Regions from separate parts of the Homo sapiens genome. Here region 2 is linked to region 1. Evidence: read pairs that join two places in POLR2A ChIA-PET (ENCODE). Cell type or tissue: PC-3. All regions are shown on one strand. Each heading gives the region's core, and the rest is flanking DNA. Links, peaks and the distances in the headings are about the cores only. Region 1 has its middle 21 kb from the start of SPINK1. Region 2 has its middle 15 kb from the start of JAKMIP2.

Evidence for each region. ChIA-PET counts read pairs that join two places held together with the same protein. Peaks named below come from ENCODE experiments on the same cell type or tissue, not always from the same donor. Only the 100,000 strongest peaks of a DNase experiment are listed, where the experiment ranks them.
Region 2: POLR2A ChIA-PET joins it to region 1 with 6 read pairs; 4 of 35 experiments call an interaction of 5 or more read pairs at or near these places.

What each region holds. Positions count from the first base shown.
Region 1 is chr5:147,850,330-147,855,718 of GRCh38, reverse strand. It overlaps the pseudogene LOC100288484. Among named protein-coding and RNA genes, the nearest start is that of SPINK1, 21 kb to the right of the region's middle. In PC-3, for the core only: no CTCF peak of the experiment used is centred there; no DNase peak of the experiment used is centred there.
Region 2 is chr5:147,794,561-147,799,949 of GRCh38, reverse strand. No RefSeq gene overlaps it. Among named protein-coding and RNA genes, the nearest start is that of JAKMIP2, 15 kb to the right of the region's middle. In PC-3, for the core only: no CTCF peak of the experiment used is centred there; DNase peaks (open chromatin) are centred at 2,849 and 3,219; H3K4me3 peaks cover 963 bases; H3K27ac peaks cover 1,977 bases.

The sequences.
Region 1 (5,389 bases), core at 271-5,270:
TGGGTAACTGAAACCGAGAAAAGCAAACTGGGGATCAAAAAGGCTACTGTACACTAGAGATTGTTCTGAGCTATTGTTAACAGGAATGTGCCAGGTTTATGTAAATATATTTCATTTAATACTTAAATTCAGATTTACGTTCATATATTTGTATTCAACATTTACCTCCAACACTATCCTTTCCCCTGTCTTGCAATTTTAAAACTTCACTCACTCTTTGTTCCTCCCACAAAGTTGCCCCTCTCATCATTGAGGAAGCATCCACTTCTGACTTTCTGCACATGGGGGAGATCCCTCACCATCACAACCAAGCCATAAACAGACAGGAGCTCTCTGAGCATCAGTTTTCTCATCTACCACAGTGTCCCATGCGGACGGCCTTTCCAAATACTATTTAATAATATTGCATCCTAATAATGTCCAACTATTTTAAACCAAATCGTAAATCACACATTTGTATTATGCTTTCTGGTTGTCCAATTACCTTTATTTACTGGGTTTATTTAAGCTTCAGAGGAATATATACGGATTTTATAGCTAAAGCTCAATTAGATTAAGCTCATTTTACAGACTGGTCTCACAGTTTAGACTCAACACTAAGCCTACAAAGTTCAATCATCTCATTGCCGTCTGTGATTAAGCAACCACCCTTTCCGTTTCCACAGGGGATCCTCTGACGTGGTTTTTACAAAATCCTATCATCACACCCTTCTGATTCCAAAGTACAGAATAGTGAAGGGGTTAAACCTGCTCTATAATAAGCACTCCATAAATATTAGCTGTTGCTGTTGTAATTAACGTCAAGCTTTACTATGCTCATGCACTTTTAAATTGTCTTTATATTTGTTTCAAAATCTTAGACATAAATTTCATCAAAGATGAGGTCACATTTCCTAAAGTCTTAATTATCCGGACCAGTGATCACTGAACTTCAAGGCCCTGATGAATAAAAATTGTTTGTATCCCAAGCTCCCTCCCTAAAAGAATTCTAGGCGTTTAGACAAACCTCAACACGAGCCCCCAGGTTCCTCCTTTCGACTGTATTACTTAGGTCCTAGCACAGAGACTTCACCAGTCTGATAACTGACACAGATGCCTTCAGAGTCCCTTGGCCCCATAGATTCAAAAGCCTCCAAAATGGATTTGGCTGCTATAAAACCCCAGCAGGGAAGCAGAGCTCCAAGCTGGTGAAGGTGAGTGTGTGGGGTTCCACTACTGAGAGAGGCATAGGCAGGTTTCACAGTTGTCTGGGGGTGGCCATTTGGGGCCAGATGAAGGGTGAAAAGTTGGGAAGAGATTGTGCAAGAAGAGGAAAACTTCACTTAAATAAGTAAGCATCTAAAACAAGGGAAATAACTGGTTCCTTCAAGAAAAAGGATTCTGCTTTATATAACTCTTGATTCTATAATTTATACTCACAGGTATCATCTCATTGAATCTTTATCCTTTATCAGCACTATAATAATTAAACAAGTGTTTATGGAATGTTAATATAAATCAAATGTGGTGCATGAAACAAAAATTAGGATAGTAATGATGGTATCAATAAAAAGAATAATAACCAACATGCTGGGTGTTTTTGATGTATCAGATATATTTCTAAATATTTCACTGAAATATTTCCTTATATTACCACAACAACCCTCTGAGGTATGTATTAATATTATATATTGCTTTTAAAAATTAAGGCTGTAAAGCTCAGAGAGGGTAAATGCCTTGCCTAAGGTATTTAGTGGTAGAAGTAGAATAAGCTGTGACTCCTGAGATAGATATCAAAGCAACCATTTCTAATATGCAGGCAAGACTGCTAGAATTAAACAGACATCCGGTGCTATGAACAAACAGAGAAAGAAGCAAGTAAGTCTACTAGGATGTGTGTGTGCAAGATTTCACCAACAGAAAATGGTGGAGGGGAAGGCATTCTAGGTAGCGAGAACAGCATAAACAAAAGCAGGCATTAGGTAGAATTGAAGACTGGCCCCACACATTGAGGAACTTAAAAATTGAAACAGGAAAATAGGACAGAAACAGATAGCAATGCCAACAATATGCAGCAGGCATTTCCCATAAGGAAATGAGAAAACAATAATTCATATGGGTTAGACAATAATTCATGTGGCCCCTAAATGCAGCTGACGTGACCATCTTCCCTTAAGAGAGTTTGGAGGGTCAGTCACCAGGAGAGATCCCACTTCCTCCAGGGTGGACACCCACCTCCTGATGTCCTTTACCCATAAAAAAGAGCATTGTAATGAGGTGAGGAAAAGATAAGATTTGGTTTCAGGAGGTTTGGGTTCAAGAACCAGGTCTGCTAGTTCCTAAGGCAGTGAGCTACAGCTCAAAGAAAACAACCTTTTTCAGTCTTTGCTTTCATATATGTCAAAAATCACTTCAATAATAAAACATTTGTCTTACGTAGCTAACATGGCATTTTGGAAATTATTAAATAGTGTGAAGCACAGGAAAGCCCTTTTGTAAACTAAATTAAAAATACGAATATGAGCCCCCCTTCAGCCCATTGAAGGAGGAATATACAGTAAAAAGAAAAAAATCAGGTAAAGTATATGAATTTTTAATTAAGCAGAACTAACGTCAAAATTCATTTCTGCTTTTTTACTGCTGAATGTTTGATTTTCAGTAATTTAGTAACCTCCCTTTACCTTAGTTTTCTCATTCATAATAATTCTTTTCCATATGACAGATTTGTTATGGGAAATAAATTAAATGCAATATATGAACAGAACATTGGACTCCTAGTAGCTGCTTAATTCATGATATGCAATATATGGAACATAGCTAGCATAGTGGCTGGCATAGAATAAGTGGTGAAAACTGTGGTTAAGAATATGGATAAGAAAACAAGAAGAGGAGGAAGAGGAGCAAGAGCACATGGGGGAGGAGGAGGAATATCACCAACAGAGAATGGCACATCCTAAAGCAGGGACATGAAAGCTGTCTGCAGTCATCATAAGAAAGGAAGTGGTGATAATTTAAGCAGTTTATGTAGTTTGAAAGTTTGAGCCTAAATATACCTTGGCTATTTTTAGGTAGCATGGAGAATGTGTCTGCATTGTCACTGTTGACTGTGGAGAGTCCCACGTCCATGTTTGACTATTGTGATGACTCTTTGGAGAGGGTCAAGTCTGCTCTTGACATCTTTTCCATGATCATCTACACAGTGACTTTCTTCCTAGGCTTGGCTGGCAATGGCCTTGTCATTTGGGTAGTTGGATTCCACATGTCCTGCACAGTCAACACGGTGTGGGTGGTACCTCAACCTGCCCGTGGCTGACTTCATCATCATCTTCCCACTGCTTCTCCAGCTGGTTATGGTAGCTCTGTAACCCTTTGGCCAGCTGCTCTGTAAACTCAATAGCACCATGTCTATTTTTAACTTTCTGGCCAGTGTCTTCCTTCTGACCCTCATCTCCATGGACCACTGACTTGTGATCCTGTGGCCAATCTAGTCCTGGAACAATTGCACACCAGCAAAGGCAACTCTGGGGCCCTTGAGGACCTGGCTTTTGGCAATTTGTTTCTCTGTTCCCTACTTGATCTTCAAGGAAACTCGTGGTGGAAAGTGTCACCCTCTTTGTACAACCAGTATGATCTGCAGAATGAAACTCAAGGAAGTCACCAACTTTGGAAAGAGATTATCATTCCATGGCACCAAACGCTGGTCACAACAGCCCACTTTTTCTTTGGCTTCTTTCTCCCTCTGGCTATCATCACTGGCTACTACATCCTTGTAGCCTTGAAGTTAAGAGAAAGGCAGCTGGTTAAGTTTAGCTGACCCTTCCAGGTCCTTGCGACTGTGGTAACCACCTTCTTCCTCTGCTGGTTGCCCTTGCAAGTGTCCCTGTGGCTGGACTTCACATCATTTCGGGAAGACAGAGAGGGCCTGAACCAGGTGGCCTTACTCCTAAGACCCCTGGCCTTGTCTATGGCCTTTATCAACAGCTGTCTCAATCCAGTTCTCTATGTCTTCATTGGGCATGATTTCTGGGAGCACTTGCTCCACTCCCTGCTAGCTGCCTTAGAACGGGCACTTAGTGAGGAGCCAGATAGTGCCTGAATCCCAGCTCCCAGGCAGATGAGTCCTTTATAACATGACCCAATTTCCTACTCCATTTTCCCACCACTCAATCCTCTTCCCAAACAGCTCTACCATAATCCAACATCCAACAGAATTTAAGAGAATAAACCACAACTTTTAAGTGAGCTCTATGTGCTAGGTCATGTTTTAGAATACAACCTTAAGTGCCTGGAAGATGGAGGCAAGAAACAAACAAGGTCTCATTCTTTAGAGGAAGACAGTTCACCAAGACTCAAACAGAAAAAAAGATAGTTATCTTGTGACAAAACAAGTCATAAAATTGGGTCAGGACCTGCAGCAATGACTTTATGCTAGAATCCAGAGCACTAGCAGGAAACTGCTTAAATTTTACTTAATCAAAGTCAAGTTTGGACATACGTGTCAGGTAAAACCTAGCAGAGATGAGCTACCTTGATTTTAAAACTTCAAGGGATAGCTCAATGTCATCAAGATCCTTTTGATGACTTGAGGTTAATAGGATGTTTTTGAACCAAGGAACTTGAAAAATGGGCCAACACTCTGCTTCTGTGTATGTTACATGCTAAGCACTTGGTGAATGTGTAATGAGGAAAAGGAGTGGGGTAAAAATTAGCAAGAAACCTCAGTCGTGCCCAACATTAAATGAACCTTTATCAATGGGTATCAATGGGTACAAAGTTACAGTTAGGAGAGATAATTCTCATGCTCAGTTGCAAAGCAGTGACTGTACTCAACAATAATGTATTATAAGTTAAAATAGCTAGAAAAGAGGAGTGTTGAGGTGATGGATATGGTATTTACTCTGATTTTATTGTCATTTTATATATATATATATATATATATATATACACACACACATATACATATATATAAACATCACACTGCACCCCATAAATAGGTACAATGATTATGAGCTAATTAAAAACAAAAGAAAACTTGTTTTTTAAAAAAAGAACCTTTCGTTGTAGTCCATGGGCATGTTTCAAAATCTCAATGCATGTTCTTGCACACACACACACACACACACACACACACACACAATTTTTAACAATCTTTATAAATATAAGGATTGTAAATCTACTGTTCATTTTTCTCTAATAGGAGTAATTCTTTGCATTCTGGAAATGGTCCTGGTTCGAAGCCCAGAGTTACTAAGGAGGTACTCCGCAAAAGATAAATGGTAAAGATGCATTTTCCTTCTAAATTCAAGGTTCCTTGACAGTTTTAACTCTCCACCTCCCAGGCTTACTTGGGACACTAATGTATATTATGAAAGTGGCTGCCATCTGGCTGCCTGAAGTAGACTCAGAAGCT
Region 2 (5,389 bases), core at 172-5,171, 56 kb after region 1:
TGGTCAACAATGCAAATTGTTGCTGGACCAGGGCCAGGGCTAAGATGATACCCCAGGCATTCAAAAACTCAGCTGAGTACTCCTGTCACATATGAACCATGAAGAAGGACCTGCAGAGTCAAAGGGAGAAAACATACATCTCATCTCCTATCTCTTCTAGTGTCTGCTTTACTTATTTACTCTTAACTGTGTGCATTTTCTTTATTCAGTCATTTATTGGTTGGCTTTATCCTCTTGGGGGAGTTAACCAATTACAGAAACAAAACTTTTATTTTATCTGATTAGAATCAGATTATGCATTTTGGTAGAAATACCTCAGAAGTGATGCTGTGTCCTTTTGAGTGCATGATGTTAAGGAGACACAGGGCCAGGCGTGGTGGCTCACGCCTGTAATCTCAGCACTTTGGGAGGCTGAGGCAGGCAGATCACCTGAGGTCGGGAGTTCAAGGCCATCCGGGCCAACATGGGGAGACCCCGTCTTTACTAAAAATACAAAAATTAGCCTAGTGTGGTGGCATGCACCTGTAGTCCCAGCTACTCAGGAGGCTAAGGCAGGAAAATCACTTATCACTTGAACCCAGGAGGCAGAGATTGCAGTGAGCCAAGTTCATGCCACTGCACTCCAGCCTGGGCGACAGAGTTAGATTCTGTCAAAACAAACAAACAAACAAACAAACAAAAACAAAAAAACAAAGAGAGAGAGATATATAGGATGTCTGTTCATTCTACTCTTGGTGATGTTAACTTTGATCACTTGATTAGAGAGATACAGTAGCCCCCTCTATCCCCTAATCTGGGGGATATGTTCCAACAGCCTCAGTGGATGCCTAATGCTGCAGAAAGTACTGAACCCTATATATGGGCATACTTTAGTGAAGTTACAGGTTTGGTCCAGACCACAATAAAGTGAATATCAGAATAAAGCAAGTCACAGGAATTTTTTTTGTTTCCCAGTGCGTATAAAAGTTATGTTTACATTGTACTGCAGTCTATTAAGTGTGCAATAGCATTATGCCTTAAAAAAACAATGCGCATAGCTTAATTTAAAATATTTTGTTGCTAAAAAATGCTAATGATCATCTGAGCATTCAGGAAGTCATAATTGTTTGCTTGCCTCGATACTGATGCTGCTGACTGACCAGGGTGGGAGTTGTTGAAGGCTGGAGTGGTGTGGCAATATTTTAAAGTAAGACAACAGTGGAGTCTGCCACAACAATCGACTCTTCCTTTTATGAAAGATTTCTTTATAGCCACCAATGTTGTTTGAAAGCATTTTACTCACAATGGAACTTCTTTCAAAATTGTAGCCAATCCTCTCAAACCCTGCCACTGCTTTATCAACTAAATTGATGTAATACTATAAATGCCTTGCTGCTATTTCAACAAGGTTCACAGCATCTTCACCAGGGGTAGTTTTCATTTCAAGAAACCACTTTTCTTTGGTCATCGATAAGATGCAACTCCTCGTCCTCATCTGTGAAAGTTGTATCATGAGATAGCAGGAATACAGGCACATCTTCAGAGTCTACTTCTAATTCCAGTGCTCTTGCTATTTCCACCATAACTGCAGTTATTTCCTCCATTGAAGTCTTGAATCCTCAAAATCATTCATAAGGGTAGAATCAAGTTCTTCAAAACTCCTACTAATGTTGATCTTTTGACTTCCTTCCATGAATGTCGAATGATCTTCATGGCATCCAGAATAATGAATCCTTTCCAGGAGACTTTCACTTTACACAGATCCTTCCCAAGAATCACTATCTATGATAGCTATAGCCTTGTGAAATGAATTAAATAATAAGACTTGAAAGTCAAAATGACTCCCTGAACCATAGGTTGAAAATGAACATTATGTTAACAATCATGAAAAACAACGTTAATCTCCTTGTACATCTTCATCAGAGCTCTTGGGTAACTGGGTACCTTATTAGTGAGTAGAAATATTTTGAAAGGGATCACTTTTTTGAGCAGTAATTCTCAATATTGGGTTTAAAATATTCAATAAACCATGCTGTAGACAGAAGTGCTGTCATTCAGGCTTTGTTGTTTCATTTGCAGAGCATAGGCAGAGTAGATTTGGCATCATTCTTTAAGTGCTCCAGCATTTTCAGAGTGGTAAATGAACCCTGGCTTCAATTTCAGGTCACAGCTGCTGTCCCCTAACAAGTCAGTTTGTCCTCTGAAGCTCGGAAGCCAGGCACTGACTTTTCCTCTTTAGGATGTTCTAGATGGTAACGTCTTCTAATAGAAGGCTCTTTTGTCTGCAATGAAAATCTGTAGTATAATATGGCCACCTTCATCAATGATCTTAGCTAGTTAGATCTTCTGAGTGGTTTCCTGCAGCTTCTACATAAGCCCTTGCTGTTTCACTTTGCACTTTTCTGTTATGGAGATGGCTTCTTTCCTTAAACCTCATGAACTAACTTCTGCTAGCTTCCAACTTTTCTTCTGTAGCTTTCTCACCTCTTTCAGCCTTGTAGAATTGAAGACAGTTAGGGCCTTACTCTAGATTAGGCTTTGGCTTAAGGGAATATTGTGGCTGGTTTTATCTTCTATCCAGACCACTCAAACTTTCTTCATAATAACATAACAGTAATAAGGCTGTTTCACTTTCTTATCATTTGAATTTTCCTCAAGCACTTTTCCTTTGAATTCACAACTTGGCTAACTGTTTGGCATAAGAGAACTAGCTTTAAGTCTATCTTGGCTTTTGACATGCCTTGCTCACTACGTTTAATCGCTTAAGTAGAACAAGTTACTTGAACACAAAGACTGCAATACCGTCACAGTTGATCTAATAACTGAGAGAGCTACTACGTTACTAACAGGCAGGTAGTGTATACAGCGTGAACATGCTGGACAAAGGGATGATTCATGTCTCAGGTGGAACAGAGTAGGAACATGAGAGATTTCATCATCGCACTCAGAATGGTGCACAATTTAAAACTTAGGAATTATTTATTTCTGTAATTTCTAACTTGATATTTTTAAACTGCAATTGATTGCAAGTAATAGAAACTGTGTGAAGCAAAACTAAGGATAAGGGGGAATTCTGGTACCAACTAGGTTTCTTCACTGTAAAGTTATTCCTTTTCCCCTTGTAAAGAATGGGAGGGGGACCTTGTAGAGATATAGTCTGACACTCCATAAATATCCTCTTCCTCATCAAACATTTACCCATTAGTTTTAGCATTGATGATTCATCCTTAGAATATTACTATGATGTTTGCTAAATGCTGATTTCCCAAATGATGGATCATTCCTTTTATAGTTATGAGTTGGCATTCTGCTGTAAGAAAAAGCTTTCCTCCCTGTTTATTTCATTTTATTTATTTATAAAAGAATGGAATCATGGATTCTAATTTTATTATATGAATTACATTCCACTACTATTATTAATCTTTTGATGCCCAAACTCTTTCAGATTTTGTGAATGCCACTCCTTTCAAGCTGGTTCCTTTGACTTTTGAAGTATTTCCATCTTTCTTTAAGTACTTCTTTACTTTCTACAACAGCAAGATGTTCCAGGCTCATTTTATCTTTATTGCCACAGATCTGGAATCAGCCATTTTGTCCAATGAGTCCTGATTTATTTTCTTTTAATGAAGTATGACCTTTAGAATTCATGCTCTGGATATTGTTGTGTCATTGCTACCAGGCCCTCTGAGCAGACAGATCTGGCATATACATGTCAGCAATCTCACTCTCTCTCGCTCGCTTTCTCTCTTCCTCCTGCACCCCCCCATCTCACTACCAACTTTTGTTCACACATGCAACCTATGAGTATCTGTTCCTCCACAACCTCATCAACAGAAGCTATTTTTATAATAATCTGATCTTATAAGACAATTCCCAATGATCTGTTCTAGTCATGAAGACCAGACTCACATGGATCTAGGAAGAGACAGCATTCACTGCGCCACATAAAAGTGGAGGCACAGGGTGACTAGATGTCACCAAAGGGCTCCCCTCAGTGTGGCAACCTATGAGTGAAGTTCCGCCTGTAGCTTTTAAGAGAAGGCAGGCTAAGTGTTTCCCAGTAAACTTTGTCCATCTGCCCAAATGTATATGGGAGACATAAAAAGAAGGGTCAGCGCAAATCAGATTACAAATTCTAAGACAGACATGAAGCCTTGTCTCAAAGACTGGTCCCTGATAATAAGCTTTGGATTATTGACACTTCTTCTAAGCACATCTAGGGTACTCAAAGGTGGCTCAATGAAAAAAAAAATCTCCCTTTAAAGACTGCATCTTAAAATTTTGCCACAAAGAAAATTTAGAGTGGGAATGGATCTTGGAGAGATGAAAATGTATATGATAAAAGCAAATGGTTCTATTATTCCTCTGTGGCCTGTCTTCAGTGAGATGATTCTTGACTACAGTAAAGGTCCTGTGAGAAGGCATGATCTGAAAAGATCCTGGCCTTGATGGTTAGACTTATAAAGTTCTGGGGACAGTGTTGGGAGAGGTGAGACTGAGCATTTCATTGATGAACTTTTAATTGAAGCAAAACTGGAGAAAAGATTTAAATGAGATGTCTTCTAAAGCCTTTTCATTGGGGAAGAAAGGTGCAGTTCTAGTTTCCAGTTGCAGTTCTCATCCACATCCAACTGCAGTTCCCCAAAACTGAGGGTTTTACGGAAATCCTGATGACAGTCATGGAGCCACTTCTCTACTGAAGGTGTGGATGGAGGAGGGGACGGTAGGAATATCAGTGACACATTACTCACATACATGTTAAAGGAAAAGGAGAGGAATAGCATTAGGATTCCCCTTTAAGTTTGGTCCCTCAAACTAGTCCCTGGATTAAGAAATTACTATGAATTATCTTAGTAAGACATTACTAAGAATTATCATGTACTTGGAATTGTTAGTCTCAATCATCTTCATTTTCTCATCCTCTGTTTTATACAGGGGTTTCTCTGATCTGAAAATAGGGTGTCAAGTGGAGGAAAGTATGAAGGTTGAGGACACTGAATGAAGCACAGAATTAGTTTGTAATAGATTAGTTAAGGCTTAGATTTTTTTAAAAATGGGAAGCACAAGAGATGTTAGTAGCCTAAGCCTGAAGCTGCTTTATCTTGGTCTCATACAATCTGCTTCTAAAATCTCATTTATAGCACCTTACTCAGGATAATCTGTGGGACAGAGCTCAAAAAACAGAATTTAATATTTATTACAACCTTTGATTCAAGAAATAGGAGACATTGTTATTATGATCTATAAAAGACCAGGCCTTTGACTTGGTCTAATTCAGTCACAGAGGCTGTAATTAGGTATAAATTATTCTTTCTAAGTCTGATATCTCATACTTAGATCTAGGACATGAAGATTTCTCCTTCAGGGAAGGTACATAAAGCAAATATACTCTTGTCTCCGTACTTATGAT